Regions from separate parts of the Homo sapiens genome. Here all the other regions are linked to region 1. Evidence: chromatin loops called from intact Hi-C (ENCODE). Cell type or tissue: dorsolateral prefrontal cortex. All regions are shown on one strand.

Region 1 (8,000 bases):
ATAGAACAGAATCAGGAGCCCAGAAATAGACCCACGTATATATGATCAATTGATCTTTGACAAGGGTGCCAAGAATATACAATGGGCAAAAGATGGTTTCTTTAACAAATAGTGTTGAGAAAACTGGCTCTCCAACTGCAAAAGAATGAATTTGGATCCATATCTTACACTGTACACAAAAATCAATGCCAAGTAGATTAAAAACTTAAATGTAAGACTTGAAACTGTGAAACCACTGGGAGAAAGCATAAGGGAAAATCTTCATGACATTGATCTTGGCAAGGATTTCATAGATATGACACCAAGAGCACAGCGACAAAAGCATAAATACGCAAATGGGACTACATCAGACTAAAACGCTTCTGTGAGCAAAGGAAACAACAGAATGAAAAAAACTACCATAGAATGGGAGAAAACATTTGCAAACTATGTAATGGAGAAGGGGTTAATTTCTGAAATATACAAGGAACTCTTAAAACTCAAGAGCAAAAATACTAATAACCTAATTAAATCGGGGCTCAAGACCTGAAAAGACATTTTTCCAAAGAAGACATACAAATGGCCAACATGAATGTGAAAAGATGCTCAACATCACCTAATCAGGAAACTGTAAATCAAAACCACAATGAGATATCACCTCACATCTATTAGGATGGCTATCAAAAAGCCAATGTTCTCATCACAAAAAAAAAAAGAGAGATAAGTACATGAAGTGTCGGCTATGTTAATTAGCTTGATTGAATCATTTTACAATGTATGCATATATCAAAACACCATGTTGTACGCTGTAAATATATACAATCTTTGTCAACTATGCTTCAGGCTGGGGGAAGCTGGGGTTTAACAGACAAAAAGCTCCGAGGAAAAGAGAAAAGTGTTGGTGAAGTTGTGGAGACATTGGAACCCTTGCATACTGTTTGTGGGAATGCAAAATGGTGCTGTTGCTATGGAAAATAGTATGGCAGTTCTTCAAAAAGTGAAGAACAACACTGCTATATAATAAAATCAATCCCACTTCTGGGTCTATATCCAAAGGAAAGTAAATAAGTATCTTGAAGAAATATCTGTATCCCCATGGTCATTGCAGCATTATTCGTAATAGTCAAGGTATGGAAACAACCTAAGTGTCCATCACAGGTGAATGGATAAAGACAATATGTATGCATAAAAAGAAAATCTTATTCAGTCTTTAAAAAAAGAAGAAAATCCTGCCATTTGCAACAACATGGATGAATCTGAAGGACATCATGCTAAAAGAAATAAGCCAAATGAAGAAAGATAAATACTGTCTGATTCTACTTATATGTGAAATCTAAAAAAGTTGAACTCTTAGAAACAGAGAGTAGAAATTGGTTACCAGAGATCCAGAGGTAGGAGAAATAGATGTTGAGCAAAGGATGTAAACTTTCTGTTGTAAGATGAATTAAGTTCTAGGGATCCAATATTAGTACAGCATGATAATTACGGTTAATAATACCATACTGCATGCTTGAAATTTGCTCAGAAAGTAGATATTGTATGTTCTCACCACACACACACAAATGGTAATTATGTGAGATGACAGATGTGTCAATTAACTGGATTGTGGTAATCATTTCACAACTTAAATTATCACATAGTATACCTCAAATATATACAATTTTTGTCAATTATACCTCAAAAAAGCTGGGAAAAATTAAAAATATTGAAAACATAGAACTACCAGATGATCCAACAATCCCACTTTTCGGTATTTATCTAAAATAACTGAAACTGGGGCCTGGCATGGTGGCTCATGCCTATATTCCCAGCACTTTAGGAGGCTGAGACAGGAGGATCGCTTCAGTCTAAGAGTTTGAGATCATCCTGGGCAACATAGTGAGACCTCGTCTCTACAAAAAATAAACAAAAATTAGCTGAGCATGGTGGTCTATACTCCCAGCTACTCAGGAGACTGACGTGGGAAGATCACTTGAGCCCAGGAGATTGAGGCAGCAGTGAGCCGAGATGGCGCCACCACTCCAGCCCGGGCAACAGAGCGAGACCCTGTCTCAAAAAAAATAAACACAAAAAACTAAAATCAGGATCTCAGAAATATTAGTATCCCACTGTTCACTGCAGCACTATTCAAAAAAAACAAGATGTGGAAATAACCAAAATGTTCATCAATGGATGAATACGTAAATTGGAATATTATATACACACACACATGCACGCGCGCACACACACACACACACAGCGGAATATTACTCAGCCTCAGCCTTTAAAAAGAAGAAAATGTTGACATATATAATAGGAATGAAACTTGATGACATTATGCTAAGTGAAATAAGCCAGTCACAGAAGAACAAATACTGCAAGATTGCACTTTGAGGAGGTATCTAGAATAGTCCATTTCACATAATGCGAGAGTAGAATAAATGGTGGTTACCAAGGACTGGGGTGCAAGGATGGGAAATTGCTAATCAACAGGGGTGAAGTTTCAGTTATGCAAGATGAATAAATTCTAGGGATCTGCTGTACAACCTGTGCCTCTAGTTAACAGTATTGTATTATGCACACAATTTTTAAGAGGGTAGACCTCATGTTGTGTTCTTATCACAGCATAATAAAATTTTCTTTAAAAAAGAAGGCCCTGGCCGAGCACGGTGGCTCATGCCTGTAATCCCAGCACTTTGGGAGGCCAAGGCAGGAGGATCACTTGAGGCCAGGAGTTCTAGACCAGCCTGGCCAACATGGTGAAACCCCGTCTCTACTAAAAGTACAAAAATTAGCCAGGCATGGTGGTGGGCACCTGTAATCCCAGCTACTCAGGAGGCTGAGGCAAGAGAATTGCTTGAACCCGGAGGGAGAGGTTGCAGTGAGCTGAGATTATGCCACTGCACTCCAGCCTGGATGACAGAGCAAAACTCCATCTCAAAAAAAAAAAAAAAAAAAGGAAAAAGAAAAAGAAAAGAAAAGAAGGCCCTTCACCTGACTTCTCTGAAGCCCTTCACTACCCTCCCCTATCTCTATAGTCCATTCTGTTTGTCACTATTTTTGTTGTTGTTCATGTACATTATTTTTTTCTGCCTTTTCTATTTTTTCCTTACTCTCCTCTCTGTTTCTCTTCTTCCTTTCCTCTTCTTCTACCCACCCGTTTCTTAGCATTTTACTGGACATTCCAACATAAGAAGAGGGATTGGGCTTTATTCTTGTAAACTGAAATTTTTCCTATCTTGGCTTCTAAAGAGTTAGGAAGAGATCATCACTCTCGTAAAATTTGCAGTGTGAAATTTCAAGCCCCAGAGAATATCCACCTAGCCTCCTTCACACTGTGGGAGAAGAGAATGAAACGAGAATTGTTAGGAGAAGCAGTTGTAGCCACTGCGTGTTTCCCCTGGTTATAGTCAACCCAAGCCATGCAGACTTGGAGAGCCCAGCCCAACCACATGCCCTTCACACGCGGTGCCGGCTGGAAAGCACCAACCTTGTAGCCCGATGCATCCCATCTGCTGAACAGTTAGTTTACTAGGAGAAGACAACCAGCTCTTAGGTTAGAATAGCAGAAACTTTTCCATTCCCCTTAGATCCTGACTTTTTTCTTTTGATACCTAATAAATCATAGATATAAAGAGTTAACCTTTGGCCTAGAATCAGGGTTTACTAAAGTTTGGTATTTTATAACCTTTTGCAAAAACATAAAGTATCCTTTCCCAGAATATTTGCTATTTATCTGACCCAAATCCCAATGTAATATACGTAACATCTGTCATCACCACCAAGATGCGGAGACCCAGTTGGTTCAGCAATGGGAAACAGAATGACCAGGGCACGCTGTAACCACATAAGCTACTTTGCTCCAAAAACAAAATTGATTAGAAACGCCAGTTTGTGTGCCCACAGATTTATATTGAATACAAAGGTCAAGCTGCTAATGTAGCCCCTTGGCTGTGCTCTGCAGAGTTCCCTAGTCTTGCTCACCGAAAGTTGACTCTGCCATGAATGCAGATGAATTGCTGCAGTTTACCTTGCTCACTGACTTTCACAGGAAATTTAAAGCTCCAGTTGCACGGTGTATCTCAGCAGCCAAATGTTTAACTCTGCCTGTGCTTTTCTAGATGCAGCAGTGTGCTAGTTGGTAAGTATTTGGTGGGCAGGGACTTCCCTTCAAGGACTTAGGGACAGCTTTGTCTGCTGAAGATTAACAATTACTATTTCTATTATGACCCACAAAGAGATTATAACCACTGATTTTACTTTAAGGCCTATCTCAGCAATTAACAATTTAGCAATAGTAAAGTGTAGGGATCATGCAATAAATGAAAAATCCACTAGGTGGTTCTAGTGTTCTTCTAACCAGAAATGAGCAGTGTTAACGAGCTCGTTCCATCACTTCGTATCCCAAAGGCAAAGCAAAATATAAAAACGAACATGATTTTTGTTATTTAACATTCATTCTAGATTATATGTGAATATATTAGTATATGCAGTGATTGCTCAGAGACTAAGCTTCTCTAGAGTGCTGAGGATTTTTTTCTGCCTCTTTTTTACATAGACACATGAAGGCTACATTTCAACCTTTTAACCTTATTTTTATGGTTAATAAAACATTAATTTATGTACCTAAGCCCTTATGGCACATAGACCACCATTTTATCACCACTCATTTGTCAATGTCCCTCATATAAGGACACAAGCTTTCAAATGAAGAAATATGTTGTCTTACTTGCAGCTTTTCTCCAACTTAAAGCAATACAGTTCTCATTTATAAAATGCTCAGTCATTGGTTTCATTAATATTTTCAGTAACCTTATTTAAATTTGATCCAGGTTTACATGTTCCTCTTAGAAACCTTATTAGAAAATGTCTTATGGTTTAGAATATAATAATAATATATAAGTAAACCTAACTTTTTAAATGTGCTTAAGTCACCCTGGCTCCAAAAGTAATCTCAAAGTCTTAATCCCTTGTCATATTTCCCTTCAAATCCTCCAATTCCAGTGTCTTTCTGGTTAATTACAATTATCATGAAGTGTCAGATGTCTTCCCCCAAAGCAGTCTGGGTAAATTCCCACAGTGCCAGACACAGTGCTGAATTCTCAGAACAGATGACAGTTGTTCCCTTCCTGCCACATTGGAAAAGTGGCACAAGGACAGGTTATACATGGAACACCAGACAAATATCCATTCGCCCTTGAAAAGGTTCCAAACCAGAAGACAGGCCAAGGCAGTATTCATGAACATTATCAGGGGTAATTAAAATGACTGCTGGTTTTTATTCTAAGAGAAAAGAAACATGACAAAAAATGAAATAAATGCAAGCTCTAAAGAACCTTGAAATGAACCATTTTAACAAAGAAATTAGGAAAATCTTAACAATAATTATTTACATACATTGAAAACATTTAAGTGTCCGAAGATTGAACACAAATGTAGCTCTCTGAGGTGGCAGGAATCATAAACACTAGGCACTTTCTAAGTGCTTGTTGGTTACTTACTATTCCAGTTAAATGTTTAAAAATTTTGAAGCCTGGGCCAGGCGCGGTGGCTCATGCCTGTAATTCCAGCACTTTGAGAGGCCGAGGCAGGCAGATCACGAGGTCAAGAGATCGAGACCATCCTGGCCAACATGGTGAAACCCCATCTCTACTAAAAATACAAAAAATTAACTGGGCACACCTGTAGTCCCAGCTACTTGGGAAGCTGAGGCAGGAGAACCGCTTGAACCCAGGAGGCAGAGAGTGCAGTGAGCCAAGATCACGCCACTGCACTCCAGCCTGGTGACAGCAAGACTTGTCTCAAAAAAAAAAAAAAAAAAATTGCAAACACTGGGAAGATGGTAATTTTTAATATTTAGTTTTTTAATGACAAATTATAATTCTTGTTTTATTTAACTCAAGCAACTCATCAATATACGGAATACAAAGTGAAAGGATCTCCTTGCTATGTTCCTACTGCCTTCTACCTGCCCAATCCTGGTCCCCAGTGAAAGAGATAACCTTTTACCAATAGCTTGGTATATATCCTTTTAGTAATTTTATATGGCTGTTAGCATACATGGTACACTTTTGGTATACTGATGGGTATATTTGGGGTAAAATTTTATAGTGTTTTTTGCATATTTCTTTTAAATAAAAATCAGAATATATTGTCTATGTTGTTCTAGTCCTTGCATTTGCTCACTTAATTTTTAGTAAACATCTATCCAATCAGTAAATCTATAATCTGGTTAAAGCTATGACTAACATAGCCCATCTGAAAGTAGTGTGAGAGGTAAACAAATACTACCCAGCAACCAAACAGTAATTCCAACACTATCTCAAGGTCTTTACTTCAGTTATCAACAAACACTGGGAAGTGTTCATCATTCACATGGTAATTCTTTTTTTTTTTTTTTTTTTTTTTTTTTTTGAGATAGAGTCTCGCTCTGTCACCCAGGCTGGAGTGCAGTGGTGGGATCTTGGCTCACTGCAAGCTCCGCCTCCCGGGTTCATGCCATTCTCCTGCCTCAGCCTCCCAAGTAGCTGGGACTACAGGCGCCCACCACCATGCCCAGCTAATTTTTGTATTTCTAGTAGAGATGGGGTTTCACCATGTTAACCAGGATGGTCTGGATCTCCTGACCTCGTGATCCACCTGCCTCGACCTCCCAAAGTGCTGGGATTACAGGTGTGAGCCACCACACCCAGCTGGTAATTCTTAATACCTTCTTTCTGAACCAATCTGGCCAGCAGAACCCTCTCTGAAGAGCTGTGGAGGGGAAGAATCTGGGTGGATAGACTCTTTTCAGTGGGGTGAAGAGGAGAAGTGCTGGGAACACTCAGACACTAATGTATTTTGTCCTCATATATATGACATTGGAAATTTAAATTCCTTGCATGAAAAGCAAATCTTTTCATCTTCCCATGCTCAGAGACACTGAAGGTTCTTGTGTAGCTACTGATTCACATCCAGAGTCCCTTCACGATGATGACAGTAATTCGTGAATGTTTATTCCCTTTCCTCTTCAACTTGGAAACAGTTTGACCCTTTCAGGTCTTTCTTTTAAGCTTGGTAAGGTGGAACTAGCATAATTTAGTGTAGGGCTAATTTTTCCCCACCGAGTCAAAATTCTTCTGAATATTCTACCCAATGTCCCATGAGTTATGATTTGGGGACAGGAACTATTCCAGCCCCAGATGAGTTCCAGCAATTGTTCCCTCTAGTCCTTCGGTAGTTCTTTCCCCAGCCATGGCTAGTTTCTGCACATGTATATACTAATCTGTTTTCCTCTGATGATTCAAGGGAACCCTCTGACTGTCTGTGAAGCTCTTTCTCGCTCCCTGTGCAGAGTACTCTTGTCCTCTTCCCTGTACTCTGATTGCATTGGTCTCCCTGGACTCTCAGTGCTGTGTTCCAACTGCAGGCTGCAGGGGTCAGGTATCACCTTCCTGAGCATCAAGCCTGGGAACTCTTTCTCTCGATTATAAAGTGGGGCAACTATATGGTTCCTCGCAGGGATCACTGCCTTTCATTCCATGAAGTCCAATGTCTTACAATCCATTGTTTTACATATTTAGATACATTTTTTAGTTGTTCTACATTGGATGGTAAATCTTTTCCTCTTACTCCATCTTAGCCAGAAACTAGAGTCCACCCATTGAGAACCACTGGCCTGCTAATCAAAAGTTCCAGAGCCTGAGAACCTGGGTTTCATTCCAATTCTGCTACTTAATTGCCGTAGAACCTTTGACAAGTCATTTAGCGTTCTTACACAGAGTTTACTCTCTTTTTTTTAATTTTTTAAATTTTTTTTAGTAGAGATGGGGTTTCACCATGTTGGCTAGGCTGGTCTTGAACTCCTGACCTCAGGTGATCCATCTGCCTTGGCCTCCCAAAGTGCTGGGATTACAGGCGTGAACCACCATGCCTGGCCAGCTTCCATATTTTTAAAATTAGGGCAATAATAGTATTCCATAGGTTGCTTGTAATAATTAAATATGTTAATACAGGGCATATGTTTAAAACAGTCTGGTACATGGTAAGACTCAATATATGTC
Region 2 (8,000 bases), 270 kb after region 1:
GCCCAATATAGAGGAGTCCCCAGTCCCTGGGCCATGGACCGGTACTGGTCTGTGGCCTTTTAGGAACCCATCCGCAGAGCAGAAGGTGAGCGGCTGGTGAGTGAACATTACCACCTGAGCTTTGTCTCCTGAGAGATCAGTGGTGGCATTAGTTTCTCACAGGAGCAAGAGCCCTGCTGTGAACTGCACATGCGAGGGATCTAGCTTGTGCACTCCTTACGAGAATCTAATGCTGATGATCTGAGGTGGAACAGTTTAATCCTGAAACCATTCCCCGCTCCCCACTTCCTACCACCACCCCATCTGTGGAAAAATTGTCTTCCAAGGAAACCAGTCCCTAGTGCCAAAAAGGCTGGGGACCGCTGATATAGAGTATCATCTTCTACCACTTTTACAAGTAAACTGCTATTCAAAAGACTCACTTCAAGCATTCCCCTCCAGGTGAAGCCTCTGCTAACTCTCTGAGGTTGGTCTGGTCACTCCTCTCCTTTGTGCTTCCACCTCCCTCATGAAAGCATGTCCCAGACCCCTTCTAAACTTTAGGGACTTTATTGGTTTACCACCTGCTTCCCCCATAGACTGTAAGCTGCTGAAAGGCAGGAACCAAGCCATAAACATTGTGCCACAGAGCAGTAGCTTAGCACACACTGGACATTCAACACAGTCTTTTTGAGTGGATAGATAAAAGATACATCAAAAAAACACCAAAAATATGACCCTGAAGCACCACAACACATTCAAATTGCGGCCTCAATCACTAGTAAGTTTTAAAAAGCCAATTAGCTAGAGAAAGCAGAGGCAGAGACCTGGGTTTGAGTCCTGGCTTTTCTATTTACTAATTATGTAACTTTATTTTTGGTTTTTTTGTTTGTTTGTTTTTGAGATAGTCTCGCTCTGTTGCCCAGGCTGGAGTACAGTGGTGTGACCTTAGCTGACTGCAACTTCTGCTCCCCCGGGGTTCAAGTGAGTCTCACCTCTCAGCCTCCCAAGTAGCTGGGACTACAGGTGCCCGCCACAAAACCCAGCTAATTTTTGTATTTTTTAGCAGAGATGGCGTTTTGCCATGTTGGCCAGGCTGGTCTTCAACTTCTGACCTCAAGTGATCTGCCCGCCTTGGCCTCCCAAAGTGCTGGGATTACAGGTGTGAGTCACCACACCCGGCACTAATTATGTAACTTTAGGAAAGTTATAACCTCCATAGAAAATCATTTTCCTCATCTGTAAACCAAGAATGAAATTTAAGCCTCAAAAAGCTGGCTAGTAAGATGAGGGGAGTGAAGCGTTTTGTAAACTATAAAGCCATATACTGCTGCTATTATTATTACTGAAGAAATTTCAAAAATATGTTTTTTTAAAGATTTTCAACCAACATAGTTAATTGTGAATGACATGGAAAACAGAACTAAGTTAAACACCCAACTTGCTAGTCATTCTAATGCCCCAAGTTTAGTATGAGGCAGTATGACAGCTCTGGATTGAGGGCATCCCTGCCACTGTCACCAAAGCTTCCCCAAGATCTGAGGAAAGCAGTCTTGTGGATCTCAGTTTCATCACTACAAAATGGGGATAATAGTAACTGCCTTTTTTTTTCTTTTCCTTTTTATTTATTTTTTTAATTAATTAATTAATTAATTTATTTATTTATTTATTTTCTTTTTTGAGACAGAGTTTTGCTCTTGTTGCCTAGGCTGCAGTGCAATGGTGTGATCTCGGCTCACTGCAACCTTCACCTCCCGGGTTCAAGCGATTCTCCTGCCTCAGCCTCCCAAGTAGCTGGGATTACAGGCATATGCCACCACGCCCGGCTATTTTTTGTATTTTTAGTAGAGACAGGGTTTCGCCATGTTGGCCAGGCTGGTCTCAAACTCCTGACCTCAGGTGATCCGCCCACCTTGGCCTCCCAAAGTGCTAGGATTACAGGCGTGAGCCACCGTGCCTGGCTTTTAATTATTTTTTAAAGTTTTTTCTGGTTCTTTTTTGTTTTCAATATTTTTTTCTGTTCTTTTCTTTAGTTACTAAACTCATTTTACTGCCAGATTTTTTTTTTTTTTTTTGAGACAGGATGTCGCTCTGTCACCCAGGGTGGAGTGAAGTGGCGCAAGCATGGCTCAAAGCAGCCTTGACCTCACAGACTCCAGCGATCCTCCCACCTTAGCCTCCGGAGTAGCAGCCTTTTTACTCTGCTGGGTTGTAAAAGGCCCAACTGAGAAACAGGAAGTGAAAATAGCTTGGAAAGTATGATATAGGCTATTATTTTCTTTCACAGTTCTTGGGGAACTCTTACCTTAATATATCCTCCAGCAGAGATAAGCATTTTGCCATCTGGAGAAAAGCAAAGGTCAGTCACCCAGCCTCCATGGGTAGCAGCTCCTTCTTCTGAAAGCGGAGCACACAAATGAAGAAGCTCACCGTTTGAGACATTCCATATCTACATAAACATGATACACAATTCATTAACAGAGTTATCCAGAAGCTTCTCTGGTTTTAAAACATATATATGTCCATATATATGTATTCTAAAATTATTTTACTAGACTTTATTATAAACAACCCTAACACAGATACTAATATTGCCATTTATTTCCAGTGGCATTTAATATATAAGCAGTGCTCTAATTTTTCAAATAAAGGTACACCAGAATAAGAAAAAGAAACAGAGGCATAAATGGTAAAAGAAAATTAAACAATCATTTGTAAATCTCTCCCTAGAAAATCCAAGAGAACCGAATGGAAAAACTCATTAGAAACAGTTCAGTAAGGTAGTACATATACAAACAAAAATCAGTAACTTTCCTATATTCTGAATAATCAGGGAGAAAAAAATTTTTTTAATGTACCAACAAAAATTTTTAAAATAACACAATTTTAATGGAGACAACTTTTTCCTGCAGTGGTTGAAAAATGAAACACCGCCTCATAACTGGGAAAGGAGCACTTTCATCCAAAGACGCGAACTCAGAGCAAAATGAACATTTCCAAAGCAGCCCTGCCACTTCAGCTGACACACATTTATGTGACTGGTAGAGAGAAGGTTGGTTACTTAGTCCTCAAGAAGAAGAATCTTAATTTCCCTGGAAAGCCCATCTGATAACACCTCTGTTCCTGCAAACTGTATACTCTCCTAGTCTTCTGCACTATATACCTGTTCCTGGAGTTTTAGATCCTCCTTTGTAATGAAAGGGGGAAAACCCCATCTTCCTCATCTACACTGGTTACCAAAGTAGTCATCCCAATACCCAAACTTTTCCAATCGGCTCCCCAATTCTTCTGACACAACTAGGTCAACTGACTCCTTTTCCATAATTTCTAATCTTTCAGCATGCAATTCTTTCCATATGGTACTATATTTCCACAGACACAGAGAACAACATTCTAAGCCTCCTAAAAAGATTGTTTTCTAAAAGTCAAAATTATATATCTAAAAAAAATAGATTGTTTTCTAAATAAAATTGGCATGGTTTGTATGTATATCTTAAGCACTGCAGGGTAATAAAAACTGGCCTAGCATGCAGACTGTGACTCAATTAGGAGCCCTTCGCTGCCCCACAATGACGGAAATGTGAACCTCTGCACTGTTTAACAGGCAGGCAGTCCACAGAGGACTGCAACAAACCACACTGGAAATGGCTATCAAATGGGTATAGTGCTAAAGAGATCTTTTCTTTCAGCACAGAAAAAGCAGAATTTGCAATTCATTTATAATCCAGACCATAATTTACAAAATTATTTTCCTCAAATTCTGCTACCAAAAACCTTTGGTTCAAGTCCAAGAATTAAGATGAATCATTCTCAAGCTAATGGCAGAGAATGAACTACAAATGACTAGAGCACTTGCTTCCTCACATATACAGGGAATGCTTCACTCTAACTCTAAAATGAATCCGTTTCTGCAGTGGAGTGCAGCTGTGAATACAATGTGCACAAGAAACAAAAAGAATGCCTCATCCAACCACAACTTCAGGACTATGCTTCCCTGGCCCGTGAACAAAGGTCCCCACTGTGAACAGTGCTAGCCCAAGCTACAAGAAGAGCAGTGCTCTCATGTCAGCAAACAGCCTACCCTGATTTCTCCATTGTCATCTCCCGTTGCCAGCAGGGTACTGTCCACAGAGAAGGCAGAGCAGCGCACACAGCCGTTGTGGCCCCTCAATTCATGAAGTGGCAAAAGGAGATCAAAACTCCAGATCTGGAAGGCAATTAGGATTGTTTAGCAATGCTATAAACACTCAAAATAAGCATCTGCCTTGATTGCTATTCAGCCATAAATTCAATCACATGGACATTCTAATATCTGGCAATTCATAAACTGTCATGAGATGCCCAAGTTCCAGCATGCAACCTTGTTAATTTTTCTGAGTTTCCCTTTATTTACTCAAGTTAAATTCAGCTCAAGGATCAATGTCACTCCTTCCTTAATTTAGACCTAGACAGAAGAACACTGAATCAGCTAAGAGCAGTCTGTGGAGTGAAGCAGACCTGAATGTGAGTGCTAGCTCCACTGTTCACTAGATTCTTGTGACTAGGACAACTCATATAAGCTTCTATAGCTTCAGACACGGCATCTGTAAAATGAGGACAATTGTACCTATGATGTGAAGATTAAATGAGATTATAGAGAGTGAAATTACTAGCATGTGACAAGTAATCTTTAAATGTTAGTCACTATACTAGCCTACTTCTTGGCAGCCAAATGCTATTTTTTTTTTCTTTCAATATTGTCTCATGGTTTTGTCAACATCATTTAGCAACCACATACTGAAAACTACCAAGTTCCAAGCGCTGTGAGCTAAGAACTAGTGGTACAAGAAGATAAACTAGCTACAGTCACTATCCTTGAAAAGTTTATAGTTTAATCACAAAGACAGGCTCACGAACAGTTAGTGAACAGTTGTATGAAGTAAATGTTCTAACAAATGAATAAAATGTAATAGAAACACTGGAGGTAGAGCAGCTAACCTTGCTTGAGGGTCAGGAAACGCTTCAGAAGAGCTGCCATCAAATCTAGGTCTAGAAAGATGAGTCATAATGCTTCAAGGTAAAAGAGTAGAAGGTTTATCAAACCAAAGTTAGCAGCATGCACAAAAAGATGAAGTTGGAAAGTAGGCTGGCACAGAGGAAACAATATAGCAGAAAAAGATGGTGAGGAGCTAAGTGGTTGGCCTATAAACCGTTAGGTAATAGGTGTTTCAACAAGGGACACAGGCAGTGGTATGGAAGATAAAGTGGAAGAGGTGCAGACCAGAGGCAGGATGCTGGGACAGTTCACCAGTGGAGGAGGAGGAAAGCATGCTCTTCAGGGTGGTGACAAAGAGGAGAAGATAACTCTAAGATGCACTAAAGAGTCATCAACAGAGCACAAAAGACAGGATACAGCCCTGACAATTCCAAGGTTTATAGTTTGGAAAGACTGGTAGAAGGAGAAAAAAGGAGAGAAGAGAGTACTTGAGGTCCCCCACCAAGCAGCATCATTCACCAGAATGTGATTTTAGACACACGTCAATTATATTACATTAATTATATTAAAATTGTATTGTCAGTGTATAATTAAATGTAAATGCTTTTCAATGATTTTTATTGCCTACAATATGCAGTAGAGGTTGCATTTGATTAGTTATAGACAAAAAGTAATCCATAAGGGAGAAATCAGAAGTCCTCAATGTATTTCATTTCATTCATTTGATACCAACTAAATGCCAATGGGCATCCTCCAAAAGATCACAAAATATGAAACAGACATGTAGAGAGCAACTGTTATGTCCTTTTGCATATATTATTTGAACTCATTATACATAACCACTACCAAAGTTTTATGCATGGTTTCAATTGATTGACCTACCTTTGCAGTCTTGTCAGCAGAGGTAGATGAAAACTTGGTAGCATCGTGAGAAATGTCACAAGAAAGTACTGTACCCTGGTGACAGACAAAGTCTTTTTCTTTATTTCCAGTAATAATATTCCATACCTTAAAAAAAAAAAAAAAACACTTGGAGGTTGACACTTTTAAGAACATTTTATATTAAAAAGCATAATCAGCTACAAGACAGGTCTATAAAACAAGAGTTTTAATACACTGGCTGTTCTGACCCCTTTACTTTAAATGTGACTAACAGTATAAATGCTCATTAAACACAGCAGATGTAGGTGACTGCAATTAACAGAAAACAAGCATGAGAAAAATTAAAAATTTTTAAGTAAGTAATTAGCCTCACAGTGGCTTTTGACTGTCTCAATATAATCATTGCAATATGAGAATACTTTTTCAAAAAACAAATTTATACTTTAAATTACCTTCACTGTTCCATCAAATGACCAAGAAAGCAGTCTTGAATTTTTCAAGAGTCTAAAGTCTTTCACTGTTTCCTGATGGCCTCGTAGAAAGATACATTTGTCCAATTGCCAATTCCATACCTGAATATCAAAGAAATAAGTCTGTTATAATCCTCCCCCGATCCTATCTCATTGGAGGGGTGGAGAGAGTGTACATTCTCTTGTCTAAAGTCTTTTACTCACATGGCATTTCAGTAAAACAGAGAGGAATAAGAGAGAAGACTGTGGTGTCCACATTTTACAGACAGAAGCTGCGGTTATGTAAATTGACTAGGGGCAAAATAAAATACTTTTCCTCCTAAATAAAATTTGTTTTCTTCAGTTGCTTGGAGAACAGTTAATTATACCAGAAGATAGAAAAAAAAAAACACACAATATGCCAGTGAGCTCACCATCTGATTAAATTTTCCTGAGAAAATTATCCTAATTACATAGTCACAGATTTCTGAACCTACAAGCTGGGGAAGTCTACAGATCCTGGCCCCACTGAAGCTGGCCTGGGAAGGCCAGTTGATCAAAGCAGCTTCAAACCAAAACACAAGAGTTCCCAAGCTTCAAATATCTCAGCTATCCCCCATCGCAATCCTCAAAATGACGGAAGTGAGAAGGCATTGTTTTTCATGTGGAGCTTCAGGAGGAGCTCCTCAGACATAAGGAAAGGGGTGGGGGGAATGAAATAACATGAGTAACTAGCACAAAATATGCATACAAACGTATCTGAGACACAGAGGTACACAGAAGTTTATTTTTATGCTATGTCTATGTAAAGGACATTTCTTAATTACTAAAAGCAACTGTATTTAGAGCTTTATTAATACTTGACTTCAAATTAACTTATTTAATAAATGTCTATTTAGTACCTATATGCAAGGCAAATAGGAATCAAACAAGGATCTAGCATAAAGAAACTTAAGAGTTTAGCAAAGAAAATGAGAAATACAACAACAAACCCAAAAAGTCCTACAATAGAAGATACAATGATAGAGATAAAAGTTCTGTGAAACTCAAAAAAAGTAATTCCTTAGAGAAAATTTGGAGATAGCACATTCAAAGTAGGCTTGAGGAATGGGTTTAAAGTGTGATTCACAAACTGAGAAGGGTTCTTCAAAGGGAATAAATGTTGGAGTTAAAGTATAGGAGCAGGGAAACGTGAAAAGGGACCTGCTCATGAGTCCATCTGACTAGAGCATAGGAGACGCAGAAGAAACAGAAGAGAAAAAAGGTTGGGAAGGTATCCAAAGAAACAGCCCCGTGGGCCTGATGAAGCTAAAATTCTGAGGTATGGGAAAACAGGCCAGCTCCAAAAGAATAAAAAGATAAAGAAAAAGCAGCCACAACTACAGGTATGCACATGAGTAACATTCTGAGTCTAGCTTTTTATTGGCCAATGCTAAACAGCAGAAATATCTTTAATCAGACCTAGGCAAAATCTTAAAATAAATGACATCTCTTATTCCCCTTTTTTTTACTTCTTTTTCCACCACATTTAGCAGTCGTCCTCCCCAACAAGCCCTGGCTTTCAGATCTCTCATCTTCTGCCTCAGAATGCTCATTCACAGAAGCAGGATATCAGGAGCATGGGGTCTTGTATGCAAGCAAGAGAACTTTAGAAGACGAACTGGAAGTGAGAGTAATTCTAAAGAGAATGAATTAGTAATTTTCATATTTTAAGA
Region 3 (8,000 bases), 570 kb after region 1:
GAGCCAGAATTCTTGAGTTCAAATCCCAGCTCTTCTAGATGTTAAGCTTTGAACAAATTATTTAACCTCTCTGTGCCTTAATTTTCTTATCTCTAAAACGGGGATGGTAATAGTTTTAGGGGTGTTAACATCTATAAAACTTAGAATAGTGTCTAGACACATGGTAATTACTCAGTAAAAATGTTAGCTATTGTTACTATTATTATTCTTTTTTTGAGACGGAGTCTCACTTGGTCACCCAGGCTGGAGTGCAGTGGCATGATCTCGGCTCACTGCAACCTCCACCTCCCAGGTTCAAGCGATTCTTCTGCCTCAACCTCCCAAGTAGCTGGGATTACAAGCATGTGCCACATCGCCTGGCTAGTTTTTGTATTTTTAGTACAGACGGAGTTTCACCATATTGGCCAGGCTGGTCTTGAACTCCTGACCTCGTGATCCACCCGCCTTGGCCTCCCAAAGTGTTAGGATTACAGGCGTGAGCCACCGCGCCCGGCTGCTATTGTTATTATTTTTATTTTTTGAGGCAAGCTCTCACTCTGTTGCCCAGGCTGTAGTGCAGTGGCACAATCATAGCCCTCTGTAACCTCCAACTCTTGGGTTCAAGTGATTCTCCTCCTTCAGCCTCCGAAGTAGCTAGGACTACAGGTGCACAGTACCACACCTGGATAATTTTGAAATTTTTTTGTAGAGATGGGGTCTTACTATGTTGCCCAGGCTTGTCTTGAATTCCTGGCCTCAAGCAATTCTCTCACTTCAGCCTCCCCAAGTGCTGGGATTACAAGTGTGAGCCACCAGCCCCAGCCTAATGAAAGCTTCTATTAAACTTTGAAAAAATCGGTGTCTTAGAGGTACTACTGAATATGCTGTAGATGAAAAAGAAAAAAACACAACAAAACCCAAAAGCCAAACCTTACTCAAACTAGCTTAATAATAAAGGATAATTCCTGGTACATATAAGGATGATATTAAAAATATTTAACAGCCACTACAGCATAGGTATTAACCAATTAGAGTAGGCATCTGAGTAATAAGAATGATGTGAATATAAATCATTCTGTTATAAAGATACATGCACATGTATGTTCATTGCAGCACTATTCACAATAGCAAAGATATGGAATCAACCCAAATGCCCATCAGTGATAGACTGGATAAAGAAAATGTGGTACATGTGTACCATGGAATACTATGCATCCATAAAAAGGAACGAGATTATGTCCTTTGCAGGGACGTGGATGAAGCTGGAAGCCATTATCCTCAGCAAACTAATGCAGGAATAGAAAACCAAATACTGCATGTTCTCACTTATAAATGGGAGCTGAACAATGAGAATACATGGACACAGGGAGGGGAACAACACACACTGGGGCCTGTCGGGGGAGGGGGAGGGGTGAGAGAAGGGCATCAGGAAACATAGCTAATGCATGACGGGCTTAATACCTAGGGGATGGCACACATTTACCTGTGTATCAAACCTGCACATCCTGCACATGTACCCCCGAACTTAAAATAAAATTAAAAAAAAAAAAAGAATGATGTCACCCATGGATGACAGGGATGGCTATTCCAGTGTGTACTGCTCAGTATATCTTCTTGGCTTCATGGAACTAAAATATCCATTAGTAGGGTCCCCTCAGGTGAGGCTTGATCTGGTAGCTCCATAATATTATGCCAAAAACTATTTATTATCTGCCCTGTCTTCTTTGCTATGACTTTCATCCTAAACCGAGTCCCCAGGTTGGCTGCCAGTGGCTTCTGAGGTTGTGTGCTTCAATATTTTTATTTAGCAAGAAGTAGGGATTGTCTCTCTGTGTCAGCATTTATAGCAAGAATCTTGAGTTTTCCCCTGATTAGAATGATTTGGGTCACATGCTCACCCTTATACCAACCGTGTTGGTGAGGGCCATGACTTGGTTGGTCAAGGTCTATGTCCCACCTGGAGTTGGGGGTCTAATCAGCTTTTCTGGTACCACTTGGATCCCCAAACAAGCATTAGGATACTACAGGGAAGGGGCGAGTGTGGATACTGAGGAAACAATCAACAAATATTCTCTGTATTAATGCAAAATATGTTATCAATAGATCTAACAAGAAAAACTACATGGTGATCTTATTGGATTAAAAGACATTCTATATAATAATTATTTTATGAATTAAAGAGTAAAATATTAATATCTCCAAAGAAAAGTGGGCAAAGTGTATAAATCTATCACTGAAAGAATACAACTGGTCAATAAAAATGTAAAAAAGCACATATAAGTTAGTAATCAAAGAAATAAAAGTAAAAATGTTTATTTCTGCTTTTTGCTTAATCAAATGGCTAAATTTTATGCAGGGAGTATAATTGTCCCACATAACCCAGTGAGCTTATCTGGGTGGCCTGGCCAAAGGGTAATTAGGACTCGGGGTCTTGCCCTTCTCTCAGTTGGAGGGGCAGTGCCCAAGCTCGTCTTCTCATGTAACTGGTGCTTTCATTCCCTGCCGAGGACATGTTGGCAATGGGCTGAAACATCCTACAGGCTCCAGAGTCCCTAGGTGCTGAGTGTCTGGCATTCTAAATAACTCTTGTAAATAGCAGGCAACCCTAAACCACACTGCTTGGTATACTGATAAGGCTGTTCTCTCATGCTTATCATAGAAGGAGGAAGAGCCAGCCAACATCCCTGATATGCCTCTTTATAGATTACAGGAGCAACTGCGGGGGGCTTTTGTCAAGCTGAACCTGGCCTTGAAAATTTCTTCTTTTTCCAATTAAGCTGATTCCCTAGCTCATAGCATGTGATATGAGATTTCACCCAAACCCTAGGGAATATTGTACACAAAATAAATATTAAAAAAAATGATATACTGGGGCAGGCGCAGTGGCTCAAGCTTGTAATCCCAGCATTTTGGGAGGCCAAGGTAGGCGGATCACCTGAGGTCAGGAGTTCGAGACCAGCCTGGTCAACATGGTGAAACCCCGTCTCTACTGAAAATAGAAAACTTAGCTGGGTGCGGTGGCAGGTGCCTGTAATCTCAGCTACTTCAGAGGCTGAGGCAGGAGAGTCGCTTGAACCTAGGAGGCAGAGGTTGTAGTGAGTCAGTATCGTGCCACTGCCCTCCAGCCTGGGTGACAGAGTGAGACTCCATCTCAAAAAAAAAAAAAAAAAATTGATATACTGAATGATGATGAAGTACAGGTGATGGATATTCTCATCTTGTCTGTTAGTCTAAAACTAATTGCAACCTTTTGCAGAAACAATTTATAATATGTTTAAAGGACTTTCAGCATATCACTTTTTAAAAAATACACTCATTAAATAGTAGGTTGATCACTATGGTCAATAATGTCATCCAGATTCCAAGGAAACTCAACAAAAGTATATAACATTGTACAGGAAATACTTTGGCTCTAAGATTAGAGTAAAAAATGTGTAATATTCTATTTCCTTCCCCTGGAGATTCTAGAAATTAGACACCCGCATTGTTATTGGTAAACTAGGTTAAAAACCTAGTGAATAACAAAAAAATCTGTCACTTGATGATTATGATTTTAATAGCAACCTTTAAAATATACATCTGGGCCCATCATCTGGCTTCAAGGACTAAAACTGTAACTTAAACATACAGTATAATGTGGTTCTGAACAGTGAGGCCATCTGGTGGCCGTCTGGAAATTTTCTGACACCCGGTGTCTGCATTCCTGACACTAAACCCCGTCTGGCCTTAAAAGTGAAGCTGCTGCACGGTCGTGAGAACCTGTGGTATTTCCTGAACTAAATCTTCTGGAATGAGTCCAAGATTTAACTGCCAAAGCCAAATTCCATTATACGTGAGGTGGTTAGTGTTGCAGAAGGGTTTCATGCTATATGGCTAGTCCGTGTCCAGCCCGTCACCTGTTCACAGACAGGCTTGTCTATAAATTGCCTTGTTGCAGTGGAAGGTCTTAAAACAAAAGATTCTGCTGGAAACATATAACATGGAGTTATATGAACCGAAGCAGGGCCATATGGGAAGGGCAATATTCAGAAATATATTTCTGAACCTTCCTTGTCTCAGTTTTTTGTGGATTACTTATAAAGAATATGGTCAGTTTCCAGAACACATATTAACCCCTGTGTGGGTAAAATAATAATGTTGTCAAGATGTGGTGAAGCACAGGTGAGTCCTGTTTTCTGAGAATCTCTTTTTCCCTGGACAAAGCTCTAGATAGAGATGATAATGTACTTGAGTTGTGTAATTATGACTTGAGTAGTGATAAGTAAATGTATCTTTGCTTAACAAAGATACATAAGTACTTGGAATATTGCCTTGACAATTTTATCTCTTCATGCTGCAAATTCACAACTCCTACTTGACTCTATCAATTAACTTTATAAATGTAACCTCTTTTCAATCATTCTTAAATGTGAGATGTAATTTTCCTTTTTAATTCTCAACTTGTCTCTTTCTTTTTGAGACAGGGTCTCACTCTGTTGCCCAGGCTGCAGTGCAATGGCATGTCCACGGCTCACTGCAGCCTTGGACTCCTGGACTCAAGCAATTGTTCTACCTCAGCCTCTTGAATAGCTGGGACCACAGGTATGTGCCACCATGCCTGGCTAATTTTTTTTTATTATTTATAGAGGCAGGGTCTCACTATATTGCGCAGGCTGGTCTCCATCTCCTGGGTTAAAGTAATCCTCCTGCCTCAGCCTCTCTGTCATGCTCAGGGCCAGGTTCCAGCGCCAGCTGAGGGCTGAGGGGTATGGGCGGATGTGGGCAGGAAAGTGGAAGAACACTCAAGAAACAGCAGGTAGATGAGACATGGCTTTATTCAGCAGCCCCTCACAGGGTCAGTGTTACATTTATACCTACACAGACATTAGTGACTGAGAGCCAGGTGGGGAGCTTCTCTATGTTGTGTCTACATGGCTATGATTGTATGAGACATGGGAGTGTGCGCGTGCACCCCAATCCCTCTGAGTCATTTAGGCTGTTTACCTTGGCCTATGCCTGCTGCCCTATGCCTGCTTGGCTACAGCACAGCCATGTTCCTTACACTCCATCCTCTAGGCCAAGGGGATCCTCTTGGTGGGGACCTGTGCACATATGGCAGTACCCTGGACCCATAGGCCACAGCAACCACACAGAGAGCAACAACCTACCAGGAATATCCTGCTATGCTACTTATGATTATGAGAGCCCAACATAGGCCAGAGCCCAAAAGACGCCCACCATCTCTGTAGGGGGTCATCAGTAAGGTGCTCAATTGCCTTAATCTCCTATGACACCCCTTGCAAAGCTGCCGTTACATTCCAGTGGTTTTCAGGGATAAATGTACAACATTGTGTCCCTACAAGGCACAGGGGCCACCTATGTCCTTGCATGTCTAAGGCTATGTCTAAGGCCATCGTGTTTTGCAGCACCACCTTCCTGACCTGGTCAACTTCATTAGTTAACAAAAGGAGAGCAACTTGGGTGTAATTTAGGGCCCCAGCTGTGTGCTCTGCAAAGGCTGTAACCTGCTTTTCCAAAGTAATGACACCTGCTCCAGGGATACGTATTGCTAAGGGATAAAACCACCAGGGGGTGCCCTGCACTCAGAAAAAGTGGGAATGCAGTGCCTCCCAATTATGTGGGCAACTAGGCAATGTGGGAAGCATGATGGCAGGCACATAAGGCCACCCCCAGGTACAACGTCCAGTCCAATTGGCTGGCAGATTTGGCCATCCTGTGTCCCCACAGACCCATAAATTCCCAGGGGGCACAAAGTCCATGGGGGCCCGGCCTTGGTAAGGTCGCTTGTTCCTCCACACCCTTGGTGTGGTGACACATGTTTTATTTGCACAAACCTCAGCAGGCAACCATCCTACAGTGACATTACCCCAGTGCTTCTCTATACATCATGGTACCTGCAATGGGGGCACTATGTGTTTCCCATTAACCAGCCCCATTCATCATGGACACTGCGAGTCAGCCAGGGGGCAGGCTCGCCATGGGGTTTGCCATGCCCCCATCCAAAGCCCACTGTGTTGCATCCCACGCATTGTCTGTGGGACCTCAAGTCTCTAGCTATGTCCGGTTCTTCACAGAAGCTGGATGCACATGCCAGGGCCAGCTGTCTGCAGCTGCTGCTGGAAGGGCGGTGCAGATCCAACAGTTGGAGACATTGGTCACCTCGGCGTAGGTGTGGGCCCAGTCTACGATGCTGTTGGAGCCGCCAATCTACCACTGGAATGACAAAACAGGCACAGGAACTAACAGGGCAAGTCACGTCCCTCAGGCAACATACAGGCTAACTTTTCATCTCTGGATAACGATGCAGCCACCAAGGGCTTCTGCCCTGGGTGATGAAACCACACCTTCTCGGCTCCCCGTGGTTCTTTTGGGTCTTGTACTTGTGCCAAAGTCACAGGAGAGCTCACAACAGGCCACACAGACAGTACATATATCCCCCCAAGGAGGGTCCCTTCCCTGGCTGTTCCCCTATGACGGTCAATCGTAGAGGCTACATACACATTAAATACCCAAGGAGTAACATGTAAGTCATACCGCAGGCCCTCCCCTAAGGGCTTGGAGGTTCCATGGCTGACACCAGGATTTCTGTTCCCCTGTCTTCAGGAGCACTGGGGCAGGCAACAATAGATTACTATTTGTCCCCATACTTGGCCGGAGGAGGTCATCCTAGATGTGTATAGATGGACGGGCATGGCGGCCTGGTGTAACAGTGCCTCCACCAGGGCTGGGCCGCCTTTCTGTGGCAACTCATTCAAAATTTGAAGCACCAGGTCCAACCTTGAACTCCAGCCCCGCAAAGATGGGGGAGTAACATGCTACCGTAACCCGTTCTTCAAGAGTCCATTATATCGCTCAATCAGTGGCTTGTGGGTTATAAGGAACATGAAACCCCCATCATATGTCCATCTGTAGTGCCCACTGTTATACCTGCTGTCCAGTGAAACGTGTTCCCCTATCACTTTCAACAGCCAGGGGTTGGCCATATAGAGCACATAAGTATTGCAGGGTTCAAATGGTGTGTTGCTGGTTAGCCACCCTGCAAGGGTAGGCAAACAACAAGCCAGAGGCTGTGTCTACAGCCGTCAGTGCATATGTGTAGCCCTGCGCTTTTGGAAGTGGCCCAATGTAATCTATTTGCCATCTGGTCAAGGGCATCCATCCTACCGTCACTCGCTGTGTTACAGTGGGCAGCTGTCTCCGTCTGGGGTATGCCTGGGCGCATGCCTGGCACTTCCGGCAGGCCTCCAAAGTGTCCTGCGAAGGCAAAGACAGACCCCAGTACCTACTGACCTGTTACATCAGTTCAGTACATCAGTTCAGAAACTGTCCCAGTTTCCTGTGTAGCCACAAAGCTACATCTTGTGTAGGTGCCGACTCTAACCATCAGACCTTGGCTAAGGCATCCGCCTCAACATTACAGGGGGTGGCCAAAGGCACATGACCTGACACATAATAGTTACCTATTTCTGATGACCTATTTCCCAGAGGTCTTGCCACATCGCTTAGCCCCAAATGGGCCAATCGCCTACAAGCCAATTCAGCAGCCCCTCACAGGGTCAGCGTTACATTTATACCCTACACAAACAATAGTAGCTGAGAGCCAGGTGGGGAGCTTCTCTGTGTTGTGTCTACTACCTCAGCCAGTAGTCACTTCATATATGCGGTGCCCCATATATGGGGGTGCTAAAAGCACTCTAGCCAAAAGCACTCGGGGGCGCTGAGCCCAGCACAAGATCCCTCATGTGGGAGGTAAAACGTTCTGGCCCCTGGATATTCAGATAAAACATAGCCTGTCACCTGCCCATCTCCCAGAGTACCTGCACCAAATCAGAATATGATTGCCATTTACTCACAATTTTTGATATCTCTCTGGCATCATTCCAAACAGTCCATATGGCTGCCATCAGCCACTCTATTAATGTCCACACCTTGCCCGTGTGCCAATGATTGGCACAGCTGCAGTGTCTGACGAAGGGAGGAGTGAGTTGTAATAGAGGCCAGCTTCTCCATCTCGGAGGCAG

Evidence for each region. Peaks named below come from ENCODE experiments on the same cell type or tissue, not always from the same donor. Only the 100,000 strongest peaks of a DNase experiment are listed, where the experiment ranks them.
Region 2: a loop joins it to region 1, with 2.5 times the contacts of the local background. A loop is called at or near these places in 34 of 110 quality-filtered maps.
Region 3: it touches region 1 in a loop (5-fold over the local background); 16 of 110 quality-filtered maps call a loop at or near these places.

The regions. Positions count from the first base shown.
Region 1 is chr12:98,995,185-99,003,184 of GRCh38, reverse strand. All of the region lies in intron 17 of ANKS1B (ankyrin repeat and sterile alpha motif domain containing 1B), which reads left to right. Among named protein-coding and RNA genes, the nearest start is that of APAF1, 350 kb to the right of the region's middle. In dorsolateral prefrontal cortex, CTCF peaks have their summits at 4,073 and 4,283 (motif pointing right); no DNase peak of the experiment used is centred here; H3K4me3 peaks cover 475 bases; H3K27ac peaks cover 1,921 bases.
Region 2 is chr12:98,721,601-98,729,600 of GRCh38, reverse strand. APAF1 (apoptotic peptidase activating factor 1) reads right to left here. Exons shown (of 27, transcript NM_181861.2): 23 at 6,289-6,408; 24 at 5,837-5,962; 25 at 4,061-4,186; 26 at 2,285-2,428. Among named protein-coding and RNA genes, the nearest start is that of APAF1, 80 kb to the right of the region's middle. In dorsolateral prefrontal cortex, CTCF peaks have their summits at 3,377 and 3,584; DNase peaks (open chromatin) are centred at 3,549 and 4,010; H3K4me3 peaks cover 977 bases; H3K27ac peaks cover 3,971 bases.
Region 3 is chr12:98,420,651-98,428,650 of GRCh38, reverse strand. No RefSeq gene overlaps it. Among named protein-coding and RNA genes, the nearest start is that of TRD-GTC1-1, 79 kb to the left of the region's middle. In dorsolateral prefrontal cortex, CTCF peaks have their summits at 3,422 and 3,632 (motif pointing left); a DNase peak (open chromatin) is centred at 3,670.